Linked DNA regions of Homo sapiens: region 1 is linked to region 2. The links are chromatin loops, found by intact Hi-C in ENCODE. Cell type or tissue: Calu3. All regions are shown on one strand. Links, peaks and the distances in the headings refer to the core of each region. The heading gives the core; the rest is flanking DNA.

Region 1 (5,393 bases), core at 56-5,055, 580 kb after region 2:
GAAACTGTTGTTATATTTCCCCAACTAAAATGAAATTTTCCCATTCCAAAGCTGGTGGAATGGGAAAGGGGGGAGGTGTGCACTTCAGTCATGCCACAAAGTAGCTTCATGCCCTTGAGTCATATCACTAAATGTCATTTCATATTAGTAAGATATGTCAAGAGGCATATCTTAGTAATCTTTGCCCTCCAAAGCCCTTCCACAGAGCAGGTGCTCTATAAACATTGTTATATAAATTAATGAATGCATAAATAATTATCTGGTTATCATTTGTTGTGTACCTACTAGATGTCAGGGCCTGTGCTAAGCATCTTACATTCATTACTTCTAATTCTTCAAACCATCCTTTTGAGCAGAGAATGTTTTCATTACACAGAAGAGGAAACTGAGGGTCACATCAGTTAAGTGATGTGTTCAACATCTCACAGCTGAAAGTGATGGTGCTGAGACCAGTCCCTCAACCTCTCGCTTCTAAAGCCCACATAGTCTCAGCACCACCCTGAAAGTTGCCCACTATTGATTAAAAAAAAAAATGGAAAGTTCACAGCCCATAGGAAGTAGATTAGGAGCCTCATGCTACATAATCTGCAGAAATAACCAAATAAGCTGAAGGGTTAGGACTAGAGGTATCCTATCATCTCAGTACCCTAAATAGCTGTTCCCTTCACTTCATCTACCTGAGAATGGTGTAAGAGCTGCACATATAGCTGGAATACCAAGAAGAAGATTACGTATCCTCCCTGGGATACAGGGACATCACACATGTTCCAAGCAGCAGGAGCAGGATAGGGCTGTTTTCTTTCGCATTTGTGTGCTCTAGGTCTTCACTTGTTCTGAATGCTCCCAGCAATGATGTCTATGGCTTTGGGTAGTTGCTCTTAGAATCCTGCTTTATAATATAAAAAAGAAAGCCTTTGTAAGATAATATTCAGTTTTTATGATTTCATTTGCAACCTGTAAATAAATCTAGCTTTATTTTGGGAGATTTTATATATATATATATATGCGTATATATATATGTATATATATGTGTGTGTATATATATATATATATATCTCCTCAATGTTCATTTACTAAGGGATCTTTTAGTTTCTAATATTTCTCTTCCAAATCACACTTGGCTACTAAGGTTATGGTAATCAGCAAATGTCAGTACATTTCACTGTTTTTGAAATCACATTCATAGCTGGGATTACAGGCATCCACCACTACACCTGTAGAGACAGGGTTTCCCCATGTTGGCCAGGCTGGTCTCAAACTCCTGACCTTGTGATCCACCTGCCTTGGCCTCCCAAAGTGCTGGGATTACAGGCGTGAGCCGCTGTGCCTGGCTGACAATTATCTTTTGTGGTGTTTTATATTTGCTTTAATTTTATTTATTTCTGGAGATTTTCTTTTTCTTTTTTTTTTTTTTTTTGTACTTCATTTAACCAGATTCCTATTGATGAACATTTGGGTTATTTTCAGTCTTTTGCTATTTCAAACATCTTGTAATGAATATCTTGTACATACAGATTTCCCAAAAATGTAACTGATGAATACAAAGTGCAGTTGATGAATCCATATGTATTTGTAATTTTAATTGTTATAGCCAAAATCTCTCAATAATGACTGTATCAACTTACACTGCCACCATAAATAAAATGTAGCAATTTTATTTTGCTAAGGCATATTTACCTCTATTATTGGAATCAAATAGAAGGAATAACTTCACAAAGGTAGGATTTACATCTTTATGATGTCAATATTTCTATCAATAAATATATCTTTTCATTTGTTCAGGTCTTCTTTTGTTCCCAAAAAGAGTACTTTTCAAATGTTCTTCATATACTTCTTAAACAATTTTTGTTAAATTTATTTGTAGGCATTTTATTTTATTTTTATTTTAAATTTATTTGTAGGCATTTTATTTTGTTGCTACTATAAATGGTTTTATAGTGTATATTTTTATTTTATTTTATATGAAATTATTTGTCAACTTAAAAGCTATTGATTTCTGTATATTAATTTTGCATCTATCTTACTCTGAACTCTTTTTATTGTTGGTAGTACATAGGTTTCAGTTGATAGTATTGGTTTTCCTAGTATCATCTAGAAATAGTGATAGTTTTCTATCCTCCTTTCCTATTTTAATAACTAATTTTTTATTTGATTATTTGCATTTCCTTCTGTATTAGTTGTCTACTTTTGCTGTGAAACAAATTACCTCAAGATTTAGCAGCTTAAAACAACACATATTTATTATCTTACAATTCCTACAGGTCAGGAATCTAGGCATGGCTTAACTAGGCCCTTGGCTTCAGTTTCCATGAGGTGGCAATCACCATATTCTCCAGGGTGAGCTGGGGCCTCATATGATGAACTGACTGAAAAAGAATCCATTTCCAAGCTTGCTTTCATGATTGTTGGCAAGATTCAGCTTCTTAAGTGTTGTTGGACTAAGAATCTCAGTACCTTGGTGACTGTTGGTTGGAGGCAAGGTCAGTTCCTTGCCACATAGGCCTCCCCAATATGACAAGATAATTGTCAGAGAGAAATAAAGAGAGAGAGAAATAAGTCATGATCTTACATAACCTTATCATGGTCCATCTTCTCACTTTTGCTGTATTCTGTTGGTGAGAAGCAAGTCAATGAGCCAGCCCACACCTAAGGGAGGGAACTGCACAAGGGCATAAATACTAGGAGGAGGGGATCACTGGGGGCCATCTTAGAGCCAGCCTGCCACTCTGATCAACTAGAACACAAGCAAGAGATGATGTAAAATATCAATGTATTTGTAATTTCACATTTGTAATTTTACATTTACAAATTTACAAATGTAAATGTAAAATTACAAATACATTGATATTTTACATTGACAGGGGATTGCAGGACGAGAGCAAGGAAGTAAATGTTTACTAATCTACAAACTTTTTGTAACTCAGGTGGTTTTCCATTCTTTGCTTTTAATAAAATGAAAGGAGGATTTCATGGAACTGACTACTACTAGATCCTTAAAAATAATTTTGGTTGATAGATCAAAATATAGCTTTTAGCTTGTAATTCAAGTTTTCAAAAAATCAAGTAACAATGGTCTTTTGAAAACTCCTTTTTTAAAATCTATTTATATGAATGAAACTTATCAGTGCTTTTCTATATAAAAACAAAAGATAAAGCCAGGCTCAGTGGCTCACATCTGTAATCCCTGTGGTCTGGGAGGCCAAGGAGGGAGGATCACATAAGGCCAAGAATTTGAGGCCAGCCTGGGCAACACAGCAAGACTCTGTCTCTTAAAAAAAATTTAAAAAAATTAGCCAGACATAGTGACATGCACCTGTAGTCCTAGCTACTCAGGAGGCTGAGGGGGAGGATCCCTTGAGCCCAGGAGTTAGGGGTTGCAGTGAGCCTATGTGACAAAATAAAACCCTATCTCAAAAAAAAAACAGAAAGAAAAGAAATTAAACTCATGCTTAGTCCTGTCTTGTTCTGAGTTTAACTAGCATTTATTGACAAAAATGTGTAGTAATAGAAAAAAAGAGCTATTTTCATCTTACGAAAATATATGGTCCTGATTTTTAAAATTTTAGAACTTATGTTTAATAACTAGGTTTTAAATACAGTATATTTATGTTGTTTTATCAAGTTAAAGTACTAATAATTATAATGATGACTCAATCACAAGAAATTTTGAAATTTTGAAATTTTATCTTGTATAATATGTGTTTTGCACAGAAGCATTATAGAATGCTGAATAAAAGACCATAAAGCAGTAAGTTTATTACATTAGAAAAAAATGTGAAAGGAGTGAAATGAAAACATTAGTCCAAAGGAAAAGGGAACTGATATAAAATTTCTAACTGTTAAAGAATAGCTTATCTAGGGCCGGGCACGGTGGCTCACGCCTGTAATCCCAGCACTTTGGGAGGCCAAGACGGGCGGATCACAAGGTCAGGAGATCAAGACCATCCTGGCTAACATGGTGAAACCCCATCTCTACTAAAAATACAAAAAAATTAGCCAGGTGTGGTGGCGGGCACCTGTAGTCCCAGCTACTTGGGAGGCTGAGGCAGGAGAATGGCATGAACCTGGGAGGCAGAGCTCACAGTGAGCCGAGATTGTCCAGCCTGGGCGACAGAGCAAGACTCCGTCTCAAAACAAACAAACAAACAAACAAAAAGAATAGCTTATCTATGTATTTTTCATGAATTATAAAGTTGATATGGTATTTAGATTTCATTTAACACAATAGAAGAGTGATATAAGTGTTTTACTTTAAAATATCAGTATTTACAATATGTTGTATCATAGTCTTTGCAACTATTTAAACTTATTTAAAATGTCAGGGTTATAAACTTTTTAAATATACTTTAGGTTTATGAGCAAAAAGGATGAAGAAATTGCTCCATGAGGAAGGAAATAGCATGAACTGAGTTGCAGAGATAACCAAGAACATGATGTATTTGGGGAATCACAGGTAGTTTTAGTATCACTGGGATAAAAGGGCACCTTGGATAGCACTGACAGAAGGGTTTGGAGAAATAAGGTGTACAGCCATGAAGGGCCTTGTGTGCTAAATCTAAAAGATTTGAACTTTATCCAAATGGGTTGGGGACTAAATGAAGGATTTCAATCTGAGGAGAGGTGTGATTGCATCTGCAATTTGGAAAGAGCACTTGGATAACCTTTTGTAGCAAGAATTGAAGAGGAAGTACGGCAGCTAGGAATACCAATTAAAAGTCCACTGCAGAAATTCAGGGTACAATTATGAGGCTCTAGAGCAGAGACAGGTGAGGGAGAAGATGAAACCGATGAGGAAGTGGAACACAAGAGGCTTTAGCAACTGAATAGCTGTATGAATTGAGAGGGGATTGCAGATTTCTGGCTTGCAAATGCAAGAGGAACAAGGTTGAAGAAAAAGGGATGACATCTGTTTAGGAAGAAGATTGACTGGCGATATCTGTGGAATGGTTGGATTTATGGTTCTCTGAAGCCCAGGAAATAGATCTGAGCAGGAGATAAAAATGTGGGAGCTGGAGTCTGATTGTTAATCCGTATTATTTTGTGTGATTGTTCATAGGAGAAACTTGCATGTACTTTTTATTTTATGCAAGATCTGTCAGGTTTTAGCATTAATGTTATATCTCCAGATATAATATTTGAGAGACTTCTTTATCTTTCAAACCCTAGAACAGTTTACAGAACATTGAAATTTACTGCTCCTTAAAAGTTTGGTAGAATCATATGGTCAAACTATCATGCCTCACTGAATTCTTAAAGAAGCAGCTCTTTGGTGACTTTATTTATTCTATTAAAATAATGTGTTTATGTTCTTAATTATTCTGGAGTCAGTTTTGGTAAATTATATTTTTCTAAAAATATTTTCATTTTACTCAGATTTTCAAAGATTTTCCTCA
Region 2 (5,393 bases), core at 234-5,233:
TTTGCCCTTTTTCTGCACAAATGTCAACATGCCATTACATACTTCTCTATTTGCTCTTTTCATAAGAACACATCCTGGAGATATTTCTTATCAGTAAATAAAAAGTTTCCTCATTCCGAAATGCAAATCAAAACCACAATGAGATACCATCTCACACCAGTTAGAATGGCAATCATTAAAAAGTCAGGAAACAACAGGTGCTGGAGAGGATGTGGAGAAATAGGAACACTTTTACACTGTTGGTGGGACTGTAATCTAGTTCAACCATTGTGGAAGTCAGTGTGGCGATTCCTCAGGGATCTAGAACTAGAAATACCATTTGACTCAGCCATCCCATTACTGGGTATATACCCAGAGGATTATAAATCATGCTGCTATAAAGACACATGCACACGTATGTTTATTGCGGCATTATTCATAATAGCAAAGACTTGGAACCAACCCAAATGTCCAACAATGATAGAGTGGATTAAGAAAATGTGGCACATATACACCATGGAATACTATGCAGCCATAAAAAAGGATGAGTTCATGTCCTTTGTAGGGACATGGATGAAGCTGGAAACCATCATTCTCAGCAAACTATCGCACGTTCTCACTCATAGGTGGGAACTGAAGAATGAGAACACATGGACACAGGAAGGGGAACATCACACCCCAGGGCCTGTTGTGGGGCGGGAGGAGGGGGGAGGGATAGCATTAGGAGATATACCTAATGTAAATGACAAGTTAATGGGTGCAGCACACCAACATGGCACATGTATGCATACGTAACAAACCTGCATGTTGTGCACATGTACCCTAAAACTTAAAGTATAATAATTAAAAAAAAAGAAAAGAAAAATAAATAAATAAATAAATAAATAAATAAATAAACCTTCAACCCAGGGAAAAAAAAAAGTTTCCTCATTCCTGTTTAGGGGCATGCAGGCATTTTCACTTTATGACCATTCCATAATTAATTTAACCTGTGCCCTATTGATTAGCATCTAGATTGTTTCCTAATCTGCTATTACGTCAGTGCTTCAGGGAATGATCTTTACACCTGTCCCTTTGCATACAGGCAAATATATCTGCAAAATAAATTCCTACAGATGAAATAGCAAGGTTGAAAGATACATGCAGCAGGAATTTCACAGATATTGCAAAATTTCCTTCCATTTGAGTTATCGCAATTTATAGTCTTGTGGCAACATATTAGCCTCTGCCAACATACAGTGTTATCAAGTTTTTTGACCTTTGCTAATCCAATTGGTGAACACTGGTATGCCATTATAGTTTTAATTTACATTTATCATATTATGAGAGAGGCTAAGCATTGTTTCATTTGTTTAAGAGCCATTTGTGTTGCATTTTCTGAAAATTCTGTTTACTTTTCTTGTCCCTTTATTTTTAGGTTTTGGGCTTTTTGTTTTGGATTTGTAGGAGTATTTCTATGTTAGAAAAATTAGTTTTTGCAATTTAAATTACAAATAATTACCCTAGTCTGCCATTTGCTTTTGACTTTGTTAATGGTGATTTTTGTGCTGTAGAGATGTTTTTATTTTTATGGAGCTTCTGGTTTGGGGCCATAGTAAGGCCTCTCATGATTTCTTCTTTGTATTTGGGTTTATTTTTTATGCTGAAGTCTTTGCTCTAAAGTAAATTAATTTCAATGTCAGGTAGAGGGTAAGAGTCTAAAGTTATTTATTTTTTCCAGATGGAGCTAAGATTGGAACTGAGGTCTGGCTATAAAGCTGCCTTTATGTCCATCGCATCCTAAGGGCTGCTGTTGCTCTTCTGCCTCTACACTGATGGACTACGTCAGAACATCAATATGCTGTATTGATGATAATGGATGATATTTTCTTAGTTGTGCCAATATTACTCTTGAGGGAAGAAATGATGCCAAGGTAAGTGAGGACACTGGACATGAGTAGTGAATAAAATATTTCAATTTGAAAATGTAACAGCTAAGAATGTAGAAATGGGAATAACCTGGAAAGAAGGGATCAATGATGGGCAGAAGGTTGCCTCAAGCTACAGAGGGCAAGAGCTTTTTAAAAGGGGGGAGGTTGTGACACAACGTAGTAAAATTAATTTACATAAACACAGTAGCTATCATATGGCTTTGATGAAATCACACTTTGTAAGGCTCTCAGTTCTGTTCCTGATTTTCAGCCTCCAGGGTCTTTGTGGCTACTCCTATCCTGCTTTTACATAACCGGTGTATGATATCTTCATTAATTATCAAATTTTTCTAAACTGGCCACCAAAGGGTGGTGCAGTGAGCTACAAAAATGTCAAAATAACAAACTTTTATTTTACAATATCAGGGCGGGGGGATTGAAAGGCAGATGTGGCCTCACCGGATGCTCCAGTCATATTGGCAGCAAACTGCAAACAAGCTATAGCCGGGGGTGCAGCCACTCATGTGAGACTGTGAGACGGAGACAGGAGGGAAAGAACACACAAGAGAACGATTCACAGAGGTTGGGCCTCCACTCATTCCAAACTTATGAAACTATGGAAGGGAAACTGCTTGAAAAATATCTTAGAATGACTCATGAGAAAAGAGGTTCATGGCAAAATCAATAATGTTATGAGATTGTAGAGAAATGCTTTAACTTCTCCACATAAACAAGTCATTTTAACGGTTTTTGGGATACACCCCAAACCGTTTTTGTGTATTAATTTGTGGCTAAGAACCTGCAGCATCCACAAGGGATGTTCTATTCAGTTTTCTAGCCCTGTGCATATCCTTAACAGCCTGTCAAAAACAAAGGACGCCGTGTTCTAAACTTCCAGGTTCAAAATGTGCCTCCCAGCCTGAGACAAAGATGCAAAGAGACAGGCCCATGCCTATCAAAATTGGGCCAGACTAAACTGTGCTGAGGTGAAGACTGCTGAATTCAGAGAAAATAAAGTGTTGAAAGCAATGAGCCCTTTCCTTACTCTACTCTCAGGGACAAGGGAAAATGAAAGAGAGATAAACAAATACATAAATAGGATGGCAGGGAGTTACTTACAGTAGGGGGATGTTTTCCATCTAGAAGTTTCTGAAGATGGCAGTATCAGAGATGTGTCTTATGCTGCTAGGTGTGTGTGTGTTGGGGGGCAATGTAAGTTGTTCCTTGGGAAACTTGAGACCACGTCTTACTTTCCTAAGGTCTACACAACTCATGGAGGAGGTGTGAATGCATCTGCTAGGCTAAAGCTGGCTAAAGGTAAAGTGCTAGGGGATACCAGCATCAGGGGCAAAACACATCACAGGGATGTGAGTGTGCCCCCATCCAGGGATCAAGCAAAAGATGACAGCTGGAGACCCAGGAGGATAGTCAGCCCCAGGGAACCTGTGAGCCAGGGAGCACTGCAGCTGGCTTCTATAATGACATTTGGGAATTCAGACTCTTCACCACTCCATGCCAATTTCTATACCTGTTCTACTCAACCTTGCTCGTGCTGTGCAGTTGTCATTACCTGCAGTGGCATGAGCTGTCTCCATGGCAGAGTGAGCGGGCAGGAGGGTGTGGACCTCAGAGCCTAGTTTTGGTGTTTTATATGTGATCTCTTACGGAAGCCCACTTGGAGAGACTGATACTCCATAATAAAATCGTGACATAAATTCTACAACAAAGAGCATCACATAAAAAAAAAAAAAAGAACTGTGAACCAGGGACTGGGAATCTCCAAGTTTGTTCCTGAGTCTAGCTTTTTGAGTGACCTTGGACTTTGTAAATCTCAGGTTTCTCTTCTGTAAACTAAGAGAATAGAAATACCATATTTTAAAGGTTGATTTCAGCTCAGTTCTTAGATTCTAACTCTGGATCCTTAGTGATGTGGTTTGGCTCTGTATCCTCACCCAAATCTCACCTTGAATTGTAATAATCCCCTCATGTCAAAGGTGGGAGCAGGTGGAGATAACTGAATCATGGGAGTGGTTTCCTGCATGCTGTTCTTGTGATAGTGAGTGAGTTCTCATGAGATTTGATGGTTTTGTAAGCGTCTGGCATTTCCTTGGCTTGCACTTATTCTCTCTCCTGCCACCCTGTGAAAGGTGCCTTCCACCATGATTTTAAGTTTCCTGAGGACTTGCCAGCCATGTGGAACAGTGAGCCAATTAAACCTATTTTCTTTATAAATTACCCAGTCTCAGGTATTTCTTCATAGCAGCATGAGAACTAATAATACACTTAGTTAAAATACTAATTTTATTTTTAAACTAATAATGTAATATATACACACAGAGAGTAGGAATGAGACATTTGTCTTCCTTGGATGATCAATTTCACACTAGGAGCAACTTTTTCTTGAATATTTCCCAAATTTTTGGGCTTGGAGATATTATCATATTGATATTTCATATCAGATATACTGATATTGATATTTCATATCAGAAATACTTCATTCTTTTTTCCCTCATTGTAGAATATTCTACTATGGAAATGTATCAGTTTATTCATGCTACTAAATGAGAGACAGTTGGGAGAGTTTCCTAATATTTTGTTATTACAAACAATATTGCAATTAATATTTTTAGGCCCGTGTGTGCATTTCTATATCACATATTTCTAGAAATTAAATGATTAGCTCAAAGGTCATATGCATTTGTAATTTTGACAGCCATTGCTAAATAGTCTTCCCAAGCAGGGAGCTGTATTGATTTACATCCCACTGAAAGCACATTCAAGCACTGCTTCCCCCTTCCTGTTAACACTGAACTACCAAAGCTCTTGATACTGGCTAATCTGAAAAAATTTAATACTTTGTTAATTTGCATTTACTTATTAGAGAAGTTAAACATCTTTTCAAAGGCTTCCTTGTCTCTGAACTTTGCTCCTTTTTTCTTTCTTGGCTTGTTGCCATTGATTTGTGAAAATTCTTAATAAGAAAACTAGTACTTTGTTGTGACAAACATGCTAGCCCATATTTGTAAGATTGTAAATGCCACCCACTTTTATTTTACTAATTTGTCTTTTGATGTTAGCTATGGTATACAGTCATTATCACTTAATGATGAAGATACATTACAAGAAATGTATTGTTAGGCAATTTTGTCATTGTGAGAGCATCATAGAATGTACCCACACAAACCAAGATGGCATAGCCTACCTCACACTTAGGCTACATGGTATGGCCTATTGCTCCTAGGCTACAAACCTGTACAGCACGTAATTGTACTGAATACTGTAGGCAACTGTACATAATGTAAGTATTTGTGTACCTAAACATATCCAGGCATAGAAAAGGTACAGTAGAAATATATTACAATGTTATAGTACCACTGTTGTATATGCAGTATGTTGTTCACTGAAATGTTGTTATGTGGTGCATGACTATATTCTGTGTTGCAGAAAATTATGTTTTATGGTGTCAAAATGATTATTATTTTTTCCTTTAAGTTTTGTGGGCTT

The links. Peaks named below come from ENCODE experiments on the same cell type or tissue, not always from the same donor. Only the 100,000 strongest peaks of a DNase experiment are listed, where the experiment ranks them.
Region 1: a loop joins it to region 2, with 5 times the contacts of the local background. A loop is called at or near these places in 2 of 110 quality-filtered maps.

What each region holds. Positions count from the first base shown.
Region 1 is chr3:39,535,115-39,540,507 of GRCh38, reverse strand. No RefSeq gene overlaps it. Among named protein-coding and RNA genes, the nearest start is that of MOBP, 70 kb to the right of the region's middle. In Calu3, for the core only: no CTCF peak of the experiment used is centred there; no DNase peak of the experiment used is centred there.
Region 2 is chr3:40,114,043-40,119,435 of GRCh38, reverse strand. All of the region lies in intron 3 of MYRIP (myosin VIIA and Rab interacting protein), which reads right to left. Among named protein-coding and RNA genes, the nearest start is that of EIF1B-AS1, 190 kb to the left of the region's middle. In Calu3, for the core only: no CTCF peak of the experiment used is centred there; a DNase peak (open chromatin) is centred at 2,405.